Linked DNA regions of Mus musculus: regions 1, 2, 3, 4 and 6 are each linked to region 5. The links are chromatin loops, found by intact Hi-C in ENCODE. Cell type or tissue: left cerebral cortex. All regions are shown on one strand. Region 1 has its middle 60 kb from the start of Gm25581. Region 2 has its middle 14 kb from the start of Gm42272. Region 3 has its middle 51 kb from the start of Gm25581. Region 4 has its middle 9.8 kb from the start of Gm26087. Region 5 has its middle 5.4 kb from the start of 1700009N14Rik. Region 6 has its middle 2.4 kb from the start of Gm23607.

Evidence for each region. A loop is a pair of places that touch in the nucleus more often than their neighbours do. Peaks named below come from ENCODE experiments on the same cell type or tissue, not always from the same donor. Only the 100,000 strongest peaks of a DNase experiment are listed, where the experiment ranks them.
Region 1: it touches region 5 in a loop (5-fold over the local background); 2 of 42 quality-filtered maps call a loop at or near these places.
Region 2: it touches region 5 in a loop (2.3-fold over the local background); 2 of 42 quality-filtered maps call a loop at or near these places.
Region 3: a loop joins it to region 5, with 4 times the contacts of the local background. A loop is called at or near these places in 2 of 42 quality-filtered maps.
Region 4: a loop joins it to region 5, with 5 times the contacts of the local background. A loop is called at or near these places in 2 of 42 quality-filtered maps.
Region 6: it touches region 5 in a loop (2.0-fold over the local background); 2 of 42 quality-filtered maps call a loop at or near these places.

What each region holds. Positions count from the first base shown.
Region 1 is chr4:39,197,802-39,201,801 of GRCm38, reverse strand. No RefSeq gene overlaps it. Among named protein-coding and RNA genes, the nearest start is that of Gm25581, 60 kb to the left of the region's middle. In left cerebral cortex, no CTCF peak of the experiment used is centred here; DNase peaks (open chromatin) are centred at 552 and 2,455; H3K27ac peaks cover 1,386 bases.
Region 2 is chr4:39,695,975-39,699,974 of GRCm38, reverse strand. No RefSeq gene overlaps it. Among named protein-coding and RNA genes, the nearest start is that of Gm42272, 14 kb to the left of the region's middle. In left cerebral cortex, a CTCF peak has its summit at 2,166 (motif pointing right); DNase peaks (open chromatin) are centred at 416, 2,228 and 2,565; H3K27ac peaks cover 631 bases.
Region 3 is chr4:39,206,840-39,210,839 of GRCm38, reverse strand. No RefSeq gene overlaps it. Among named protein-coding and RNA genes, the nearest start is that of Gm25581, 51 kb to the left of the region's middle. In left cerebral cortex, no CTCF peak of the experiment used is centred here; DNase peaks (open chromatin) are centred at 23, 600, 929 and 1,736; H3K27ac peaks cover 1,046 bases.
Region 4 is chr4:39,989,371-39,993,370 of GRCm38, reverse strand. No RefSeq gene overlaps it. Among named protein-coding and RNA genes, the nearest start is that of Gm26087, 9.8 kb to the right of the region's middle. In left cerebral cortex, no CTCF peak of the experiment used is centred here; DNase peaks (open chromatin) are centred at 1,330 and 1,803; H3K27ac peaks cover 1,690 bases.
Region 5 is chr4:39,442,890-39,446,889 of GRCm38, reverse strand. No RefSeq gene overlaps it. Among named protein-coding and RNA genes, the nearest start is that of 1700009N14Rik, 5.4 kb to the left of the region's middle. In left cerebral cortex, no CTCF peak of the experiment used is centred here; DNase peaks (open chromatin) are centred at 2,083 and 2,398; H3K27ac peaks cover 332 bases.
Region 6 is chr4:39,291,048-39,295,047 of GRCm38, reverse strand. No RefSeq gene overlaps it. Among named protein-coding and RNA genes, the nearest start is that of Gm23607, 2.4 kb to the left of the region's middle. In left cerebral cortex, no CTCF peak of the experiment used is centred here; DNase peaks (open chromatin) are centred at 1,999 and 2,418; H3K27ac peaks cover 672 bases.

The DNA.
Region 1 (4,000 bases), 250 kb after region 5:
ATAACCAATATATTCAAAGAACTCAAGGAGCTAGTCTCCAGAGAACCAAATAACCCTATTTAAAAATGGGATACAGAGCTAACCAGAGAATTCTCAACTGAGGAATATTGAATGGCTGAGAAACACTTAAAGAAATGTTCAACATCTTTAGTCATCAGGGAAATGCAAATTAAAACAACCCTGAGATTCCACCTCACACTGGTCAGAAAGTCTAAGATCAAAAACTCAGGTGACAGCAGATGGTGATGAGGATGTGGAGAAGGAGGAACACTCCTCCATTGCTGGTGGAATTTCAAGCTGGTACAACCACTCTGGAAATCAGTCTGGCTGTTCTTCTGAAAATTGAATATAGTACTTTCTACCTAAGGACCCAGCTCTACTATTCCTGGTCACATACCCAGAAGATGCTCTAACATATAACAAGGACACATGCTCCACTATGTTCATAGCAACCATATTTATAATAGCCAGAAACTGGAAACAACCCAGATGTCCCTCAACAGAGGAATAGATACAAAATATGTGGTACATTTACACTATGGAATATTACTTAGCTATTAAAAACAATAACTTGGCCGGGCGTGGTGGCGCACGCCTTTAATCCCAGCACTTGGAAGGCAGAGGCAGGCGGATTTCTGAGTTGGAGGCCAGCCTGGTCTACAGAGTGAGTTCCAGGACAGTCAGGGCTACACAGAGAAACCCTGTTTTAAAAAAATAAATAAAAACAATAACTTCATGAAATTGCCAGGCAAATGGATGGAACTTGAAAATATCATCCTGATTGATGTAATTGAGTCACAGAAGAACACACACAATATGCACTCACTGATAAGTGGATATAATTAGCCCATAAGTTCAGAATATCCAAGATTTACAGGCCATATGAAGCCCAAGAAGAAGGAAGACCAAAGTTTGGATGCTTCAGTGCTTCTTAGAAGGAGGAACAAAATACTCACAGAAGGAAATATGGAGACAAATTTTGGAGCAGAGACTGAAGGAAAGGCCATCCAGAGACTGTCCCACCTGAGGATCTAACCAAACCAGAATGCTATTTTCGATGCTGATAAATGCTTGCTGACAGGAGCCTGATATGGCTGTCTCCTAAGAGGCTCTGCCAGAGCCTGACAAATACAGAGGCAGATGCTTGCAGCCAAACTTTGGACTGAGCACAGGGGTCCCTGATGGAGGAGTTGGAGAAGGAACTGAAGGAGCTGAGGGGTTTTGCAGCCCCATTGGGGGAGCAATAGTTTCAAGTTGTCAAATCCCCCATCCCAGAGCCCCCAGGAACTGGACCACCAACCAAACAGTACACATGGAGGGACCCATGGCTTTGGCCGCATAGGTGGCAGAAGATGGCCTTGTTGGATGTCAGTGGGAGGAACAGCCCTTTGGCCTGAGGGTATTTGATACCTCAGTGTAGGGGAATGCCAGGATGGGTAGACAGGAGTGGGAGATTGATTGGGGGAGCACCCTCATAGAGGCAGAGAGGGGGTGGGATAGGGTGTTTCTGAAGGGGAGACCTGGAAATGGGAAAACATTTGAAATGTTAATATAGAAAATATTTAAATAAATAAATAAAACCCAAGAAATATCTTCTGGAGAATTCTGTGTATTGGAAGAAATTGAGAAATAAGTGACATCAAAATTTAATCTATTCTTGATGAACTACTGTTGCACAGGATAAATTGAGAAGGCTATCTAAGGAAACATTTTCATTGTTTTTGTATTTTTTGTTTTGTTTTGTTTTGTTTTGTTGTTTGTTTGTTTTAACTTGAAAAGAATGAGAAGCCACAGTATGAAAATAAGTATTTCAAGTGATATAGTTCTAGCCATAGTATACTTGAAGCAGAAAAGAGAAAATAGGAAAAAATTTCATCTCTAAGGAATTAGAAAAAACAAATACAAATACAATAGCTCAAAATAGCTATTGCAAGTTAATAGCAACGACTTTCCCAAAGTTGTTTCCATTAGATTATCTTAGTCATAGTAAGAACTTACTAGACCCATCCCTTTGACAGTGTCTGAATTTTCATTCTACCATATAGGTGAGTATTGACTACTTTAATCACATCTGATTTTGTTGCCCTTTCAGATATGAAGGAGAAGATGGCACATGCCATCTTGAAGCATTTGTATGTTATTCTATTCTCATGACAGTTTCATTTCAGTACCACAGTCACCAGGAGCTAGCCATTTTTAGTGAGTCTTGGACAATGACTAAACTTTCCTAAAAAAAATGTCCAAGTTTAATAGAGTTTAACACTTGCCCGTTGATAAGCGTATTTAATATTTTTGCAAAAGTTGTATTTAGCTGCTTCTTTTATACTTGACAACACTGCATTATGTATAAACTCAAAGGCCTACAGCATTTACATGTATCAGCTCATTTGCAAGTGTCCCAGAAATACAGCTGAACATATGGGAGAATACACAAAATATCCCAAAATCAAGTGGTGCAGAATGTGCAGCAGAGAAATGGGGGCGGACTGAGTTGGAAGCTGTGTCAAGATGATGTGGACCTACACAAGTGGGTACCGTGAGATGCTGCTAAAAATAAATAAATACCTTGTCATTGCAGACTCTGACCACAGCACAGGATCTGATGTAAGAGAATGACTCTAGATTTATTTGTTCATTGTTTATTGCTATGATCAGCACAATGAAAACAGCAACCTGGGAAGGAAGAGAATTATTTTTCTTGTATGTCTGTACATCACTAAGAGAAGCCAAGCAGGACCTCAAGAAAGTCAGAGACCTAGAAGCAAGAGCTGAGCTTGCTTCTTTTACTTGTTCTCCATGGGTTGCTCTGCCTGCTTAGGTTCACAAGCCAGGGCCACCTGCCCAGAGATGATACCAACCACAATGGGCTGGACCCTCTCACATCAATCATTGAAATAAAGAAAATTTCCTAGAGACAGCCAAGAGCCAACATTATAGAGCCAGTTCCTCAGCTGAGGTGGTTCCTTTTTCCCAGATGACTTTAGATGTGTCAGTTGATAAATCTATTTACCACAAGAAGAGAAATGAAGACAGAACAGTAGATGCCTACTTAAAATTAAGATCACATTTTAAAAAGGTCTTGAACATCAAATGATTATAGAAAGGTGTCTTAGTCAGGGTTTCTATTCCTGCACAAATATCATGACCAAGAAGCAAGTTGGGGAGGAAAGGGTTTATTCAGCTTACACTTCCTTACTGCTGTTCATCACCAAGGAAGTCAGGACCTGAACTCAAGCAGGTCAGGAAGCAGGAGCTGATGCAGAGGCCATGGAGGGATGTTCCTTACTGGCTTGCTTCCCCTGGATTTCTCAGCTTGCTTTCTTATAGAACCAAGACTACCAGCCCAGAGATGGTCCCACCCACAAGGGGCCTTTCCCCCTTGATCACTAATTGAGAAAATGCCTTACAGTTGGATCTCATGGAGGCATTTCCTCAACTGAAGCTCCTTTCTTTGTGATAACTCCAGCTGTGTCAAGTTGACACGAAACTAGCCAGTACAAAAGGCATCCTTTAGCTTAATCATTTCAAAGAAGTTGAAAACGAGGATAAAACTTTACCTGCTGTATCATAGTGTTCAGATATTGAGTGTATCCCAAAAGTATATGTTTTAAAAAGCTTTACTCTGGAGTGATGTTTTTGTTAATGATTGTAGCAGAGACACCTTTTGGACAGTTTTGGTTATCCAGTCACTATACATTCCAAAGTGGACTGAATGACCGTGTTCTTCCTTTTCTGGTTCTCATTTATTTCCTGATAATGGGCAGAGTATCACTTTGTCATATATTCCTCACTTTTACTAGGAGGATACCCACCAGAGATCAAAACATTAGGGATCACCTGTCTGTGAACTGATATACCCCAAACTGTGAGCTCTAAACCCTGGTTGTTTTATTATTTGAAAGGTTCATTATAGTGATGTGAATATCACAACACACACACACACACACACACACACACACACACACACACACAATTTCTATTGTGACAAATCACAAAACTG
Region 2 (4,000 bases), 250 kb before region 5:
TATTGCCGTGGAGAGACACCATGGCCACTGGCATCTCTTATAAAGGAAAGCATTTAATTGGGGCTGGCTTACCAGTTCAGATCCTCACAGCAGGGATGATGGTGGCTCTCAGACATAGTAGCTGAGAGTTCTGCAGCTGGATCCACAGGCAGCATGAAGAGAGTGACTCTGAGCTTGGCATAGGCTTTTTGAAAACACAAATCCTGTCCCCAGTGACACACTTCGTCCAGCAAGCCCACACCCTGATGACTAAGCATTCAACTATATGAGCCTATGGGGGACATTTTTATTCAAACTGCCACGCAGGTAAAGAGAGAGGACATTTTAAAGTCAAGTACGAGTTTAAACCAGTAGGCATATTCTAGTTTCCTTTTAATGTTGGGGCTGTGTTTACTACATGGGAGGAACTGCAATCTTCTCAGCAGATGCTTAAAAATGAGCCAGGAAGAAAAGAACAGAACTCATTTTATTGTAAATCAGCCTGCCAGCATCCTCTCTGGAGTCTGAGCCAATAATTCATGCAGAGTGATGCTACTTTTAAAATTGTTTCATGGCCTTCATCTTGAGAAATAGCCCAGGTTCCAACACACTTCAAAATTTTTTTAAAAAAGAACCTAAGCCACCAGGGCCTCAACGCATGGAAGGGCATCATCTCAATATCAACAGAACTTACAAAAATGCCTTGTTCCTTAAATCAACAGAAATTGGACAAGAGGAAAAAATTAATTGCTTTTTGATGTTGGCATAGCTGATGCAGGCTGTGGTAAGAATACATAGAGCATTGGGTTCCTGTATTCAGGGTTCACTGGCAGTTTGGAGGGCCAAAGACACAAAGTACATAAGATATAAAATTGGTCAGAGACCCTTTGAGAATTAGAATTCTTGCTTAAAGTATGATAAATGATATTTTTTTACCTAATCAACCTTGCTTCTGGGAACATAATAATAGACGCAGAAGTCAAAGACCAAACAGAAGCTTTAAAACTCGAGTTTGAAAACCCTTCCACAAAGTCATCATAGTACTAAACATATTAATTTATTCTCTCTTATAAGGAACTCCTACTGCTAAATTGTAGATACCAGTTGTTGAAGACACTGTAAGATTTAACCTTGTTTTTAAATACAGTAAGAAATTAACTCATTTTTTATGACCCACAAGTCATTCAGAACTGTATTAAAAACAGAACAAAACCTTTAGGTAAATACATATTTTCAGTCAAAAATATTAATAAAACTAAGACCCTCCTTAATGAAATTACCTAATTCTCCAGTATGGACGCTAAGTGCCATTGATATGCAGATGTACCAGGAAGCCATAATGCTGGTAGTAGATCAGGCCTTAGATATGTTCTGCATTTATGGTCTTTACATCTGACTGATGATCTAAAGAGATGCTTCTCAGACCTTAGTGTGTATTCTAATCCCCTCGGGGGTCTTGTTGAAATGAAGGTTCTCTAGATCTTGGATGATTGAAATCTTCTCCTAGGCTGTTGGGTGATGTGTCATAGTGACAAACGCCCAGAGCCTCATGTCAAACTACAGATAGATGCTGAAGGGTCATTTCCAGAGAGTCCACCTTAGTTTAGTAGAACTTAAAACCCCTACCCCCAGAGGTGAGGAAACTGATGCTTGAAGCAGGCAAGTCGGGTAATGGAAAGTATCGCCATTAGTGGTCAAGTCCGAAGTAGGATAAAGGTCACCAAGTCTCAGTTCATCGTTCTTTCTCCTGTGTTGTAATCCCTGTCCTAAATGGGAGAATCTTCTGTGCTTTATAGTCAAGGATGTCCCTTGGGCAGTAGTGAGGGTTCTATGGTAGGAAGGACTTCATGAGGGAATATCACGGCTTGTGGTTTCCATCCTGTAGTTTGCAATAACTTTATCTTAGATGAGGGAAAAAGTTTGTAGTCCGAGTTCAGGCATTATCTTGCCTCCTGAAGCTCCCCTGTCTCCCAGGTAACGATCAGCTACCTGCCATATACTGGTGGTATTTTCTTCAGGCCCCTGTGTACTTGCTGTAGGCTGTATTAGTTAGAGGGCCCTTTTTATAGTACCTTTTGATGGATTAATTCTGAAAAGGGAACCCAGACACTAGATCTAGGAATTCCCTTCAAGGCTCTGAATTTCTTCCGGTTTTGTGGAAAAACTGCAGAAGCCTTCAAAGTTTCCAGCTTTTCCACATGGTGGCGCTGTTGGCTTCTATTTCCAGTTCGCTCCTGTTGGGTTGATGCTGACCATGAGCCAGCTGGCCTCGTTATGATGGCTGGTTGCCCAAAAATGGAAGTGCTGCTCTTTCTGTTAGGAATATCTTGACAAGGTACTGCTTTGTGGAAGGAACTGCAACCTTTTCCCTGCTACCAAAGGACGAGGAACATCCTTGAACTTCAATAACAGGTTTTTTTTTTCTATCCCCCCCCCCCTCTTATTTGTGTGCCATAATGAATGAGATTGCACGGGGGCATCTTTCTATAGGGATACCTAACCACCTGTGCCTTGAAGTAAAGAAGGGTGGTTCAAGTCAAGCTTACGTGCTAGTCATTAAGACCACATGCACAGAGAGCTTTTTGAGCAGAAGAAACCAGGACGTGACTACCAGGCCGCCTAGCAGGATGCATCCTCAGATGGAGATGTTATCTTAGTCCCCTCAACCAGAATGGTGTCTGTCTGGTAGTCTATAGAATAATTAATTTTTAGTTTCTTTCTAAATGCAATCTGGTGACTTCCAGCCCCAGCAGGAACTGGCCTGATCACTATGAGGGAACAACAATGACAAGAGGAAACTACTGGAGTTTTAATACTCACTAGACATGGTACATAGTGTGTTTGATAGTAGGGGGAGAGGGCTTCTCTTGGAATAAATCAGTAAAGTAGTAAAGATCTGTATCCAAAGTGATTTGTAGTAATCACAGAGTATCAAGACTGAGAACGTTTCTAAGGATGATGAAAGGCCCCTACACTGTAAATCCTTTGCAGCTTTTTTCTTCAATTGTCTTCATTAACTACCTAATAAACTCTCTGTGATTTATGTTCTCTGTGAAGTGTTTGTGTTGTGCAACTATTTCCTCTGAATTTAAACATTTCCTCTTAGAGGAAGTCTCTCTTCATCTCATTCAGTAAAGAAAGTTTAAAGCCCCTCCCTTGTATCCCCTCCCTCAACATTGACTAGTCTAGTAAGTCTCAGGAAGTAAACAAATCTGAGAAGTTTTAGGAAGTTCCTGAAACTTACAAGAGTCAGGATTTCCTTAAGATTATATGAGTGGTAACTATTGATGTGGAGAAGAGATTCTTTCAATGGTTGAACTCCTACAAGTCCTGTACATGTTTAGTTACTATCAAACATGCTCAGTTCCCCTGAGAATATATCTGTGGCAGAAATTCTTGTCTCAGAGAGGTAAGCTGGTACTTTATGAAATATATGCATTTCCTATGAATATAGTTTCTAGTCTCTGTCTCTGACTCTGTCTGTCTGTCTGTCTGTCTGTCTGTCTCTCTCTCTCTCTAGGTGCCTGTGGAGGCCTGATGCCTCAGATCTTCTGCAGCTGGAGTGGTTGTTAGTTGCCCAGTGTGGGTTCTGGAAACCAAGCTTGAGTCCTCTGGAGCAGTACATACTCTTAACTGCTTAACTATCATCTCTCCATCTCTCGTGTCTATATAATCTTGAATTTTCCCCTTGATGCCTGTATTTATTTATTTGGGGGAAGGCAACAGATGTAAGATATACTTTTTTAAGTGATTGAGTTATTACCAGCAACTGTGAACTATAACAATTCTTCCTTTCAAAATTTAATGTTGTCTCTTCTGATACATGGTTTTGCTTCATAAATGGATGTAATAAAAGTAGATATCACGTTTGAGTGAGCATATGTATTCATACATGTATTTGTATACATACCCACAGAAGTTTTCTCAATGTTATTTTTTCACGTTCATTACTTTATTTCATGCTCTAAACCTTAAAAAATTTCACCATATTTATTTATAGCACCATTTGATTTCTATCAAT
Region 3 (4,000 bases), 240 kb after region 5:
AGGAGAGAGACCATGAGGCAGAGCCAGGAGGAGATGTGATGAGCAGATGGCCAAGGGATTCTCCAATAGGACACATATGGACAAGCTCGAGACAGAAAGAAACTCAGACTGAAGGTAAAATATCATGTAGCTGGAAAATAGATAGCTAAGATGTTTAGAAGAGATGAATATTTACACACATGGTGATTAAACCTTGTTAATAAACTTGATAGGTCTTTGTGTCAATTATTAGGGAGCTAGAATGGGAATAGGTGAGGTTTTCAGACTTAAATCACTATTACAATATGGCAGTGAGCTCTTTATTTTTTTCTAGCAAAATCGATTTTGCTAGAAAATAATTATGGATAAAAATAATAACATTAGTGATCATTTCCTCATGTGACAGTATGCTCATTTCCTACTTATACTAAGGTCAATATTCCTGGAGATGATGGATTTTCTACTTAGGGACTAACCTAGACACAGGTGACTTTACAAGTAGCTACACTGCTTAAGTAGCAGAAAGTCAGCTCTCATAACTGGATTATTTTTAGGGAAATGCTATCAGGGAGTGATGTAGTCTCAGACAAGTCTATTTCTTATGTTCACAAGTTTCCTGGGCATTTTCTAAATCAGAAGGTGGCCTATGAATTAAAATGACTTTTTCCCTCTATACATAGCGTTTTATTCCTATCACAGTATCTTAAATCTTTGTACACTCTGGAAGCTCTGGTTCTGTTAATAAAAACCCCAAATCTTATATTTATGAGATGTCTATTGAAGAAAAGGCCATTTTTTTTTCTGTAAGATAGAACATACTTTAGGTACATTTAGAATGAGGTGCATAAATCATAACCATTATAAAGTCTGAACATGGGATATAAAATAGCTAGGTAATAGAATCAATAATAGTGGGTCCACTTGCTAGAAGGCACAAAGTCTTCAAAGCCTCAGCAGAGGCAGAGTGCAAGGACAGACGATTGTGAGAGTGATCTGGAAAATTGAGTGTCCGTCTTTTGTGTGTGTGACTAGCTATGCTAAGCCAGATTGTGTGTTCCTATTCACAACCCTAGAGACTTCTGTCACCTTTGCTTTGTAATTAGTTGTACTGGCAGAGGACAGTGCAGCACTCACACAATGTAATAGAGGCTACTTGAGTAAGAGTAAATGTCTGTGATACTCTACTGAATGCAAAACTAGGAAAATGTGCTATGTTGTCAAGGCAACACTAGAAATATTTTATTTCAATGCAAAGGGCATAGTCTTGTTGGATTAAGCAACCATTTAATATATTTTCACAAAATATAACAATGCTGTCTCTTAGATGTTCAAAGTACTCTAATTAAAATATTTCTACAGATTTAATCTTTGGAAAAATCAAGTTGTGATTAAAAGACAGAAGATTGTCTTATTGTCAAGAAGTAGAACAGATGAACCACAGCTAAAATAAAGAGTGAATACTCATTTTTTTTATAGGAGTTTGAGTTTATAATAAAGTCACCATGGACACAGCATGCATGAATTTTGAGCTATTACTTTGTGAGGAAACACACAATTTGGTTCTAGCCAGGAGAGTTAACCAAAATGCTAATTGCATTTAAGATTCAGTTGTTGACATTGTTACAAAACAGATCTTTCTCTTCCACATACCCCTTTCTCGTCTATTACCAAATGGGTGTTATTAAAAAAAATCACCTGCAGCTTTTGAACCTCTGTCACTTGCAAGTTTATTTTTCACACACCATTGCCTTTAAAGAGTGTAAGTCAGCCCTAGTGGAAAGGTTTAAGTCTCCTGTCTCAGGGTGATGTAGCTGATTCTTTTGCCTTTGTACCATATGATTGATTCATCAGCATCTAACTCCCAGTCAGCAGCAGTATATCTCATACCTGAACAAAGCTTGTCTAACACATGTAGTTTTTCTTCAGTGCACATCACATCATTCTTGTGCTTAGGAACACTAGACAGCATTTGAATGTTGTTCGGGGACAATCCTACACAGAACACTCTCTGATTGTCAAATGGCTTAAGTTGTTTGATAGTGCTGTTTTTATCAATCCTACTCTTACTAATTGTTTGATTCATTTAATTATTTATATTCGTTTAATTATAAGCTATCAAGAACTGATACATAAATATCCAATTGTAACTGTGTCTACACAGTTATTGTTTCAACTCAGTCTTTTGGACACACTTCATATAGAGACTGGTAATTTAAAAGCGAAGCAATATTGAATAATATACAATGCTAATATTAATAACAATCAGTGAAACGGTGCTAATTTTAGATAAATAATTATTTTGAAGGGGTGTTATTAAGGATGGTCAGGGCAATTACAATTTTTAAAGAAACTGATTATACAACAGAATAACAATCATAGTGATTTAAATATTTAACAACATCACAGCAAAATAAATAGAGTTATCAAAGGAGGAAATGTAGATATTATACCATGTTTTGTTTTAAGCATGTGTGCCACTCTTATGAAAAATTTTTTTTACAAAGTCTTGAAACAACAACAAAAAATCTTAACAATCTTAAATATAGACACGTGATTGTGTTTTCTCTTCATTTTTTCAATATGTCTGAATTATGTACATTTAGATGATTCACAATCAGCCCATCAAGGTCTATCATGTTCATATTTTTTCTATTATATGTTGATTCTTTCCTTGTTTATTTACTTTCTTCAGGATTGATTAAGTATTTATTATAGTCATTTTATTCCCTTTGTGAATATGTCGATTACACTTATTTAAAATTATTGTTTTAAATAGCCTTCTAATGTACATCCTAGACAAATAGAAATGCACACTTAAGTAATTGCACACCACTTCATGTGAGCACAGGTTTCTCCTATCAGATTACCTCTGCCCTACTTCTTGATACATAGGCTAGGATTGCCATTCATTTTCCTTCTCTCAATCTATGACCACATGAAACAATTGTAGCCTCTCTAGAATATTTACATAGGTTAAAAACAATAAAATAAATATCTTGTTTGTTTGAGCTATAAGTTTATTTAAAATATGCATTCATCATCTTGAATATTTCTTTTGTCTGCAGTATTTTGACATTTCCCTTTTGGTATTATAATTTTACACACATATGTACATACATGCACATGCACACACACAGCAGGATATTATAACTGTTTTATAAGCTTTCGTTGTTTTATTATATTTGTGAAAAAATACTTTATCCTTATTTAAATTTAGGGTTTGTTTTAGATGTCTGAAAATTTATTCCTTGTTCTTTCTATGTTTTTGTTGTCTTTTTATTTACCTGTCTCTGTTTTCATTACCAATCCATTTTCATGCTATCATCTTCATTAATGACCTTAAATATTAATTTTGTTTATATCTATTTTCCACATTTATAATGGTGGCATCCATTTCGGAGACTGTACACACCTTCAGACGTTGACTTTTCTTTTATCATACCCTACAGCATCCTGTTTAAAGTCGCATGTATCAGGCTGAAGGAGGTGACAGTCCTTCATTGAGATAACATTTTGGCTCTGACTGGGAGTAGGGTTGTTTAATATCAGTTGCAGTGAACATGACCTCATCACATTCATATCTATCCTCCTTGATTAAGTTCTCTGAATGTGCTATGAGTATCTGTGAGTGCTCCACATGGAGGAATGAGTGCCTTCCAGCTTTTCTCACTGTTATCTAGTGATAAGACTCTGGGGCCACTGCAATATTCCCATAATCTATCGGGGAAGGAAACAATGCATTGCCTTCTCAATACACAGTTTATTGACCCTGCATCTTGGGAGCATACTCATAGCAAGTGTTTCTCCAATGAACAGTTGTATGTAGGAGCTACCTACCATCTACCGTTTCCAGAGTGCTGATGATCTATTTTTCTGCCCCAAGGAAGACAGGAAGGTAGAATGTGACTAGTATGGGAGAAATTAATTCTCAGCTGAAATAAGGATTTCAATATTATAGAAAATAATTTTTCATTTTCTTCATTTGATATTTGAATATCCTTGGTTCACTTATTGAAGCATA
Region 4 (4,000 bases), 550 kb before region 5:
TGTAGGGCATGGACACTGAAGTTTTAGGAGACAAATGCTCAGGGAATACAGAGGAACAGTAAGCAGTCTGGTTAGCATGAATCACAGAGTACATCAATGACTTAGTAGAAGAAATGAACAGGGTCTTAGAGATGCAAGTGACTCTTAGGGCTCTGCAAGTATGGGATAAAATGAGGAGTAGAGGAGGCAAAGAGGCTCATTCATTGTTTATTTGAGCAGTTCACAAGGTCATGAAGGATATGGAAATGTACTGCATCTCACTGTAGATGAGACAGGCAAGGCAGATCTCATTTTGATTATGGAATCAAGGACAAATATTGGTCATACAGAATTTCAAGATTTCATCTCATTTAGACTGAGAGAGTTATACTGCCTCTCCAGAGACAAGGAAGTCAGGATGAGCAGTCACTGTGAGGGTGCTCAAAGATGTTGAACCAGGGCAGTATGTGCTCAATATAAAGGATCATAAAGGTTCCTGGACCAGGTAGGATTCTCACAGACAATGAGACATCAAACAAGAACGATGGGCTGGAAAGATGACCCAGTGGGCAAAGTGCTTGCTGTGAAAACTTAAGGACCCGAGATCAGATCCTAAGCATCTATGTAAAAGCTGCACATACAACCTCATACAACCTCATTGTCTAGGTCAGTCAACTGCAGTTGACTCCTGGTGGCTTGCTAGGCAGCCAATCTTGTCCAGTTAGTGAGCCATGGTTTCAGTGAAAGATTGTCACAAAACAAAACAACACAACACAAAACAAAACAAAACAAAACAAAACGAAACAACAGAACTGAAAAGCAACCAAAGAAGATGCTCACTTTGCTCTGCAGATGAATGCAAAGACCTGCACACAAACACAACACACACACACACAATTAAAAATGGATATAGGCTTATCTGGCAGTATGACTCAAGAGCTGGGAGAGCATTATGTACTGAAAGGGCAGAGAGAAGAGAATGTGGAGGATGCAGCTAGACTTGAGAAACATTCTAGGGGCTCAGCCATGCTACCCCAAATCAGGCTATTAGATTTTTGTGCTTTACTGGATAGCAACTGCATCCTAAGAGCATCATTCGAACTGATTCGATTACTAGAAGAAGATAAATAGTCACCTCCTTCTCTCGCCTTTCTCATCTGGGTAGTGTGGAGTACGTGCAGGCATTGAAGGGCAGGAGAGAAGAATCCCTTGAACTGCAACTTTCCTAGCAGAGTGACTTGATTAGCTCTGAGCTTCAGGGAGAGTGGCAGCTCCAATGTTTGGAAATGGGAAGCTGCAGCAGCAGTTAGGAGAGGAGGAGGCTGCAGTTCTGAGAACTATTTTCAGGGAACAAATGCCAGACACTTTACATGGCAACATGACTCCTCAATGGTGCTTGCTTGGCAGGATCTCCCTTCATGGAGACAGAGTTGATATAGGACAAATGGGCTTGAATTGCAGAAAATAGAAGAAAGAATGTTTTTTTTTGTAGCTATTAATAGGTTTGATGGAAATGGAAAGAGAGAAAGTCATCTTCAGCATCGACATTTAAAATGGGACAAAGTACTGAGACACCATACTCCATTATTCAGAAATGAAAAAGCAATTTTCAATTTTAAGTTTTTTAGTCATTTTTTTTAAAAAGTAGCAGAAGGTGACATTGACCCAATTTAGTGTTTCCCTTTTAGTGGGAGATTTTAAAAGGCACACTGAGTTGGACCATTTGAACTTCTGCTTTAAAAAAGCCAAAGAGCCTCCTTTCTTTGTTCCACGTTTTTATATTCGTTTATATCCTCTTACACGTGTATGTGAAATGAGAAGCTGTTTTCTCACTGCGTGGGGCTGTGTCTGATTTGTTTTGAGCAGATGAGTTGATGACAATGGGCGTAGCACACCCAGCAGTGAGCATCATCTTTGTTCAGGAGTATATGGCCGAGCAGTTTGCAAGCATTGAGAATTTAAAAGCAATCTTGTTTTCATGTGGATCTTAAACTTTGCTAGGTGTTCCACTAAATGACTTCTGCCAGGATTCACCATTATTTGAACCTAACAGTTTTCCCTAGGATTCCAGGAACTAATCATAGTTCGTATGACACTCAGCCTCTAGGCAGTTCTGCTGGGGAAAACACTTGCTCTCATTACTATGACATGCAAAAACTCACAAAGACTGGCAGGAATCAAATCAGATTTCTATGATCTCAGAACATTAGGAATATAACCTCCTTCAATGTGATACATATATGCATACATACATGTATACATACATATATATATGCATAATATATACATACATACACACATTATCAGCACAAAGATGTTAAGAACTTGTTTTGCATAGCAAACTGTGAACAGATAGTAGTTTCCATTTTCTCAGCCATATATATTAATATACTAATATGATTAATTTATATTATTAGTATATTAATATATATGTTTCTTTACGTGGCTGTGTGCTTTATCACATGACTCTGTAAAAACCCTCACTAGAAGGTATGAAATATCCTCCCCACCCCATTGGTCTTATGCCAATAAGGAGGTCCTGAGGAGAGGCCTTAGAAGATATTGTGAGCTGCTTCTCCCATTACTGCTGTCCTTCTTTCTGAGAAGAACAAGTTGCACGTGCCTGTAGGCTCAAGAAGAGTGAAACACCTTTAGAGAAGACCTCAGGTTCTATCTGCATCCTGAAGCAGATCCTGCCCAGCAATCATTAAATAAGCAAATGTAAAATTTAAAGCTCTTTTTGTTTCATGGGAAAAACTTACCACTATCGATGGGAATTCTCAAGCTTCCTTAATTGGTCTCATGGCAGATGTACAAAGGTAAAGCTCTGGCTAGCAGTTCAGCAAATCCATGAGCTTGCATGTCAGAGTCTGCTCTTTAGCTGCTAACCCACAGTGAATCAAAAGTCAAGTTGACCAAGAATCTCAACAGTACCCAAGATTTGAACTTTAAAAATTGTATTTTTATAATTTTGTAAAATCTTGAGAAACTTTAAGTAACTATAGAAAAAAGAAATTTGAGAATGTTTGCAGAGTCAATGATCTTTGATTTCTGATCATTTCCATCTACTGGAAGCAAGGAAACAACACCAGACAAGTACAGGCCTTAGAAACCTTGTTCTAATTCAGTCTTCTTGCTGACACATCTTGGGTACTTTTCTTTGATAATAATTTTCTTTATTTTCTAAAACAGGAAAGGATTTCTGGCTATTAAGGAGAATTTGTCACGGTGGCCACATCACACAAATATCTTGAAAACTTGGAAGTGGGTCAAAGATGTTGGATCCCCTAGTTACATCATGAAATATTCAGATAACCATTTTGGTTTTTAAGGTGTCCCATGCCACGTGCTTTGAAGCTATCATTGAACTTAAAGTCTATTCCTGAACTCTTGGACCAGGAGCCACAATACTCAAGTTCTAGATTCTAATACTTTTTTAATTAGTAGTTGTCTTGGTCAGCTTTTTGTCAACTTGACATAAGCCAGAGTTATCTGGGATGAGGGACCTCAATTGAGATAATGCATCCACTAAATTGTCTGTAGGTAAGTCTGTAGGGCAGTTTCTTGATTGTTAATTGATATGGAAGGGCCTAGCCCATAGCAGACGGTCCTGGAATGTATAAGAAGGCAAAGCAAGTAAGCCATGCAGAGCAAGCCAGTAAGCAGCACTCCTTTATAGACTCTGCTTCAGTTCCTGCCTCTAGGTTGAGTTCCTGTCATGACTTATCTTCATAATGGACTACAACTATAAGTCGAAATAAACCACTCTCTCCTCAAGTTGCTTTTGGCTTGATCTCCCTGAGTGCCATTCATTGTGTATCACAGCAATAGAAGCATAACTCATAACAGCCTTTATGTTAAACCTGATATGCTGCCGGAGTGACCTCAGAGAGTCCCGAGTTTTCTCATCTGTTATAGAGTGAGAGTAGCCAGGTTTGGGCTTGCCTACCATGAACCAAAAGGACTGTGCCCAACCTCTCAACTATTTTTTGATATTTATAAAAGATGGAAATACCCTTCT
Region 5 (4,000 bases):
CTGTGAAGAACATAAATTGTCACTTTGTTCACACCCTCAGAGGTGGAAATCACCAGTATATCTGTCTTTAAGTAATCATAAGTCATGTAGTTATTGTTCACTTTTTTTCAGAGTTTTGGTGAAATTATCTATTCACCTCTCACCTTTTGGGAAGAAAATCTTTTTACTGTCATAGAAGTTAGTTAAAAGAGCAAAAGTGTAAATTTCTATCACACTTACAATGACTAGCTTACTAGATTAATTTCCTGAGCTAAATCATCGGCTCTGTTTTATTCTTACCTTTTCAGAACCAGTGTGCTGAAGAGCCTCTTGTGGAATAGATATAATAATGCTGTTGTTAAAATTTTAATATCAAATCATCTAAGAGATGGAATTTGAAAAACAAAACTGAAATAACAGAAAGGGGTACTGTCTTTTCCTATATTATGGTGGCATTCCTTTTTCTATTTTAAAAAGTTGTTAATAAACATGAAAATAAAAACCAGTTTTTTGGCAACATTGCATCTTTACAGAAAATAATTTAAAAATCTATAACAGATAAGAAAACAGTGAGGATTAAAGCTTATTTAAATAGAGGTATTTAAGGGTTTAAAATGTTACCACAATTTCCCAACAGTTAAAAATATGTCATTGGAAGCATTCTGTGAGAAACAATTTAGTTTTCTCAAATACGTTCTCATTGGACTGTTTTGGATTTTTAGAAATTTTTGGATGTGTGCTTTTGATTTACTTTTATTTTGTGTGTGTGTGTGTGTGTGTGTGTGTGCAGGTATGTCAAGGACCATTGTTGGCTTGGAAAGGGGTTCTGAGAGAAGGAGTGTCGGGGAGCAGCAAAAAGAACAACTAGATCCAAATTGTGGATTCAAGCTGATGACATGTATTCTGCTTAATACAGCTTTCCCAGTATGCTTCTCTCTCTATTCTGCTTGCTTGCTATTCTAGGAGATCTCCCTGTCCATGTCCTGCTTACTTGCTTGTGTGTGTGTGTGTGTGTGTGTGTGTGAGCATGTGCATGAGTGTGCTCCAAACAGTTCTCCTTTTATCCTAAAAAAGAATTCTCTGGATAGCGTATCTCCTGCAGAACATAGGTCCAGTGTTTTATTTTACATATTGATCCAGTCATTTACTCCAGATTTTTCTTTTATCTTATGAATCAGCATTCCATGACCCCAGCTCTTTAATTTTTAGGAGACAGCAAGCATACATTTTTTTTCTTAACATTGCAAAAGAATTCAGAGATCGGTTTGCCTCTGTTAAGCACAAACAGTAAGCTAGTTGGGTGGAACCCTGCCATTAAATTATTATTTCCAACAAAACAGGGCCTAACTTTGCTCTGGCCAAGGCTGATCCTGAACTCATGAATCTATCTGCCTTGCCTTTGCAAGCACAAACAAAAATACTTAGCTGGGTGGGATCTCCTGCAATCACTACTCACTAAACCTCTTTATCTTCTTCCTTAGTGATTTTATAACAAGTTGGATCACAGCATAGCTGCTTTTTTCCCTTTAGATTTGTGAAACCCCTCATATAACTCCTATTGCATTCTTATTTTTTACATGATTGATAAATCATATAGTTTCAAAGTCATGTATTTAGAGCTCTTTCCTACAGCCTTAAGGGCTGTCTTGAAGGTCCTAGTGTTTACCATTTTGCAGAAACACAGCCACACCCTCAACTCCTGGACTTGTATTGTTTCTAATTATCATGGAGTCATTAACATTAACAGGGAGGGCATTCCATGAAGGAAAGAGTTCTCCACTGCTAGTACAGGTCCCAGAAAATATGTACATTATTACACAAATAAGCCTTACACCCAAAGCAGCCATTGACACTCATGGGGGCTCATACCATGGCCCTGTCCCAAAAGCAGGAATCATGTCACTCTGTCTTCACCAGGGCCACACCAGGTTCAGCACAGGTCAATGTGAATGTAGTGCACCTGTGTGGAAGTCTAAGGTTGATGTCAAATGTTGCTCTTCAATTTCTCTCTACCTTATATTTAGAGACAGGTTCTCTCACTAAATCTGAATCTCATTGACTTGGCAAGACTAGCTGGACATGGAACTCCAAAGATCTGTGTGCTTCCACCCTCTCAACCTTATTTTAAAGATGTGTGTCATCACAGCTGAGTTTTATGTGAGTTCTGCGATCTGAATTCAGATCATGCTCTCATAGAAAGTTTCACACTGAGTCATCTCCTTTGTCCCTGATTTTGAATTTTTTTAAAAACAAATTTTGGACATATCCATTTGAAAAATGAGTATTCTGTTTCAGTACTACTTTTCATTGGTTGTAACCTTAAAGGGGTCTACAGATGTGGAAAATGAAGTGCTGTCAGCCCAAAGACCTAGCACTCTCATCCTCAATTTGACAGTTAACAGCAACAAATGTCGAACACTACAGAATGTTCTTTCCATCCTCTGAGCTCCCATTAAAGACTTTCACAGAATTATTTTAGAAATTTAAGTTCTTAAAAGCCTACTTAACATATGGGGAATGATGCTGTGTCCTGCAAGTTTTTAATTTTAGTGTTAGATTAGTTCCTGGCAATTGTTAAGTTTTTTCTAAAATCTCTCTCTCTCTCTCTCTCTCTCTCTCTCTCTCTATATATATATATATATATATATATATATATATATATATATATATATATAAATTATATATGCATATGATATATACATATATAATTTCTCAACAGTTAATGAGTTTATGTACTTATTTAAAAGTGGTTATTAGCTGTAAAGTAAAAGACAATCATGCTACATTCCACACATCTAGGGAGGCTAAGCAACAATAAGAGTTAAAGGGAGACACAAGGATCTCCGCTGAAAGGAGAAATGGAATAGATTTCACGGGTGGACTGCAGTTAGGTGTGGTTGGGAACAAGAGAAATCAGATGGAGAGGAGAGGGAGCAAGAAAATTTTGGAGAAACAATTGGAATTAGGGGTATCTGGGGACATTTTAGGTGCATGGTGGAAACCTAGTGCAATGGAAACTCCATGGAGTCTACAAGAGTAACCCTAGAAAAGATTCCTAGTAATGAACAGACATGGGGTCTGAACCAGGAAAGGCCTCAAATGGAGGGATTGAGTCACTAACCTAGTCACCCAGCCATAGATCTACAGATTTTTCTTGCCTGAAGAATGTGCTGAGACTGAAGCCTACCAGAGTCATCCTCAAAGAGACCAGAGACTTCATCCTAACAACTGATAGTAGAGATGCAGTCTCACAGCTAAACATGAGCTGAGCTCTGGAGTCATTTGAAGGATGGGGAGGAAAGATCTCAGAAACCAGACATGTCAGGGATACCTTCGAATACAGCCTACAGAATCAACTGACCGAGATCCGAGATGTGTGTGAACAGATCACTAAAGAATCTGTAGGGATCTGATGCAGGTCCTCTACATACATGCTATGGTTGAGTAGCTTGGTGTTCTTGAGGGAATTCTAACGGTGGGAGCCAGAGCCATCCCTGACTCTCTTGCCTACTTGTGGACACTGTTTCTTCTACTGGGTTGCTTTACCCAGCATCCTTAGCCATTTGATATGATTATATGCTTCTGGTCTTACTATAGTTTATTATTTCATGTCCAGTTGATGTCCCGTGAAGCCCTGCTCTTCTCTGAGGGGAGGAGGTAGAGGGAGTGGATCTTGGGTAAAGGGGAAATGGGACAGAGGATGTGGGGAAGGGAGAGAGGGGAAACTGCTGTCAGTATGTAATATATGAGGAAAGAATAAAAATAATTTTAAAAAAGAGTTTTTTAATTTACTGGTTTGTCATTTTTCATTATTTCACTAATCAACACTCAGGTTTCTACAGAATTATGTCCTTAAGCACAAGATGGTAAGGGCCATATTGATAATAGCACATTGGAATGTACAAGAATTTATTTATTTACTCATTTATTTATTTTCTGTTTTTTAATTTATTTTTTAATTAGGTATTTTCTTCATTTACATTTCAAATGCTATCCCAAAAGTCCCCCAGACCCTCCCCCC
Region 6 (4,000 bases), 150 kb after region 5:
ATTATACGTTGATACTCTTATCTATCACAAACTGTCCCCCAATAAAAGATATTTGTGACTGAGTTAAAACTCGGAAGATCATTGACATTTTATCCCTTTTCATGACTCAGGTGTGAAATGGATCTACTGTTCATTCTACTCTGTCACCTATCATTGCCTTCTCTTGTTCTTCCAACATGGTAGATGTCACCTGTACTTATGCATGTGTACACAGATGCATTCACACTAGGTGAGTGTTCTACGTATGTTCCATGTTCTATATGCTTCATATTCTGTTAAATATTTTACTCATGACAAGGTGGTCTTTTATTCATTTAGTTCTCATTGATTATATTCACTGTACATGGTATCATGTTACATAAGAACATTTTCATGCAAGTACATAATGGTACCAAGCAACTTGCCCCATACTCTGCTACTTTCCTTTTAATCTCCTCTTTGGCCATTTTCTAATAGATAATTATTACTTCTCCACTTTTGTTATATATGCCTTCATAATCTTATGGAGGAGAGGAAACACACACTATTTGTCTTTGAGGCTGACTAAACTCATGTAGAGGTATTATTCCCAGCCCCCTGCCATGTTGCTTCCCTCCCACCCTATAGATGTGCTGTGCATTTATTCTAGACTTCCTGCCCAAACAGGTTGCTTTCGAACATTTAAATTTATTCCTGCATTGAAATAATTCAATAATAATAATAATAATAATAATTGGTATTTATGTCTGAAAATAGTTCAACATGTTGACATACCACATCTTTCTTTACCCATCTCTACGTTGAGCAACACCTAGGTAGAGTCAATATTCAGCTACTGTGAACAGTGCTGCGGTAAATACCTTTGTGCCAGTGTCTCTATGATGTGTTGACTTGTGATACAAGGACATATCCAGAAGGGTCAGACCTAGGATAGATCTTATTTTAGTTTCTTTGGTTTCCATAATTGCTGGATGGGATCACATTCTACCAACTGGTAGTATATGTACACAATCCACACTGTGACAAATGTTTGTTGTACTTGTTTTGTCTTGATAATAGACATTCTGACTGGGTAAGATAGAATCTCAATATAGCTTTAAATAAGTACTTCTCTGTGCTCTAAGGTTTTATTTTATTAGAAAAAAATGAGATTTATAATTATAATATATTTGATTATAATATAAATCATGTTATTTTTAAGCATTGCATATGATAGTAGCATAAATAATTATAACCATAGTTTCTTATGGTATGTCGTATAATGTAAAATGTAACATGACTATAATATTTCCTTGCTGATATACTGAGACTAGGCTAGCTTTTGTACAGCTGCTAGTTTGAACACTAAAAGAATTGTTAGGGTTGGAGATTACTCACCAGAGGTACAGATAATAGTAGAATTAATTGATTGATTGATTAATTGATTGACTGGTTGATTGGAGATGCTGTATGAAAAGAAGGAAAGATGTTTCTGTTTGTTTTCCTTCTTCAGTGTTTTCTAACTGGCTAAAGGGAATGTGGGTTCAGAGCCATACTATTTCATTTCATTATTAGAACTACTTGAATATCTTTTCAAACATCTTTTTTTAAAATATTTTTTATTACATATTTTCCTCAATTACATTTCCAATGCTATCCCAAAAGTCCCCCATACCCCCCCCCCCACTTCCCTACCCACCCATTCCCATTTTTTTGGCCCTGGCATTCCCCTGTACTGGGGCATATACAGTTTGCATGTCCAATGGGCCTCTCTTTCCAGTGATGGCTGACTAGGCCATCTTTTGATACATATGCAGCTAGAGTCAAGAGCTCCAGGGTACTGGTTAGTTCATAATGTTGTTCCACCTATAGGGTTGCAGATCCCTTTAGCTCCTTAGGTACTTTCTCTAGCTCTTCCATTGGGAGCCCTGTGATCCATCCAATAGCTGACTGTGAGCATCCACTTCTGTGTTTGCTAGGCGCAGGCATAGTCTCACAAGAGACAGCTACATCTGGGTCCTTTCGATAAAATCTTGCTAGTGTATGCAATGGTGTCAGCGTTTGGAAGCTGATTATGGGGTGGATCCCTGAGGAAGTTTTTGTGAAAAATTTTACAAATGATTTTATAGAAGGACAATGAACAGCTGATATTGCAGACTTTCAATCACTACTTTGGAAAATATCAAACCCTTTATATTGACTCTATGAATGTGACTTAGCAGATATTTACGCCTCTTACTGTATTTTGTGTAAAGGAACATTTCAAGGCAACTAGTAATGAATTAGATTGTAGCTTTTATTGCTTATTTTTTCTTTTTAAAACCCAAATGTCACAGCGTATCACTTTGCAATTTCATTTTGAACCATCTGCTAAGTAAGGGAGTTTCACCCCATTTTGTTTCACATATGTGTCCTACTTTGATCACATCACCATCTTTTTTTTTCTCCCCTGCAAGTGACACTAAATTTCAAGAGCTAAATGTGTGAATGTTCCACATTTATGTGTAAATGATGGGAGAAACTATTCTTTTCCTTGGTACTTGACAACCAGTGCTCAGGAAGCTTGCTTAGCTGTATCCTTTTTTCTCAACAACACAACCTCATTTTCTGTCTTGCTTAATGGTGATGAGATGATGCCTCCAAAAGGAAATTCCTAAGATTTTTCTTTGACATTAGGTTAAATAAATGTCTTTACCGTCTGCTGATAGGTCAGGTCCAGAAAGATATCATTAGACAATAAACAAGATAAAGGTCTGTATAAGCAGAGACTAGTGGAACAATGTATCTATAGAACATCTTAATATTTATGGAAGACCGTGATATGGTGGGAGAGTTTATACCTCACAGAAGACATGTTTCCAGATATATTGTATGAAGAACAAAACAAAACAGAGCTAATTATTAGCAGCAAACAGGGGCTAGAAGAGAAGAGAGAGAATTTTCCTGGGAGTCTCAAGAGGTAGTAAACCTGACAGTCTCCCTCTTACCCTCAAGCCTGTAAAAATGCCTTTTTTAAAGCTTTGTTTTATGAATTTTTATGTTATCCCAGGTATTCTCAACAAGTATTTATGCCTTGAGGAATATTATGTTTGCTTTAATTTCTTCAGAAAATAAGAGGAAAGTCATTGTGTAAGAGCTGTCTACCTGGTCCCTGCTCATGTATTTCATGTATTGCTTAGCACATTTTCCTGTTAGTCACCGGCTAAAGCACTGATGAATTCCCAAAGCCACAGAGTTATGAAAAACATTGAGACTTGTGGGCTTTTTAAAGACACTATTTTCTCATATTACAAGATGATTGGTTTCTCTCATGGGAACTTTGTAGGTGATATGCTGCCCCGAGGTTAGCAGGCTTGTTACTCCTGTACCTCTTTTTTATTTAAAATAGATTATTTTCTCACACAATATATTCTGATTGCATTTCCCCTTCTCTCTATACTTGACCTCCCTGGGACTATGGATTGTAGCTTGTTATCATTTATTTAATAGCTAACATACATAACTGTACATTCATAAGCAAATAGATACCATATTTATCTTTCTGTGTCTGGGTTACCACACTCACAATGATTTATATTCTAGTTCCGTTAGTCTGCAAATTTCATGATTTCATTTTCTTAACTGAGTAATAGTTCATTGTATAAATATAGCATATTTTATTTATCCATTTGTCAGGTGAGGGATATCTAGGTCGTTTCCAACATCTGTCTATTATGAATGGAGCAGCAATGAACATGATTGAACAAGTGTCCTTCAAGAAGGATGAAGTGTCCACTAGGAATAGGAGCAAGAGTGGTATTGAGGTAGATCAATTATTATTTTTCTAAGGAACCACCACACTGATTTCTACAGTAGCTATAAAAGTTTGTATTTCCATCACCAATGGATGAATGATCCCCTTGCTCCACATTCTTGCTAGCAGGAGTTAGCACTTGTGTTATTGATCATGACCATTCTGACAGATGTAAGATAGAATCTCAAAGCAGTTTTGATATCTCATTTCCCTGACAGCTAGGAAAATTGAACATTACTTAAGTGTTTC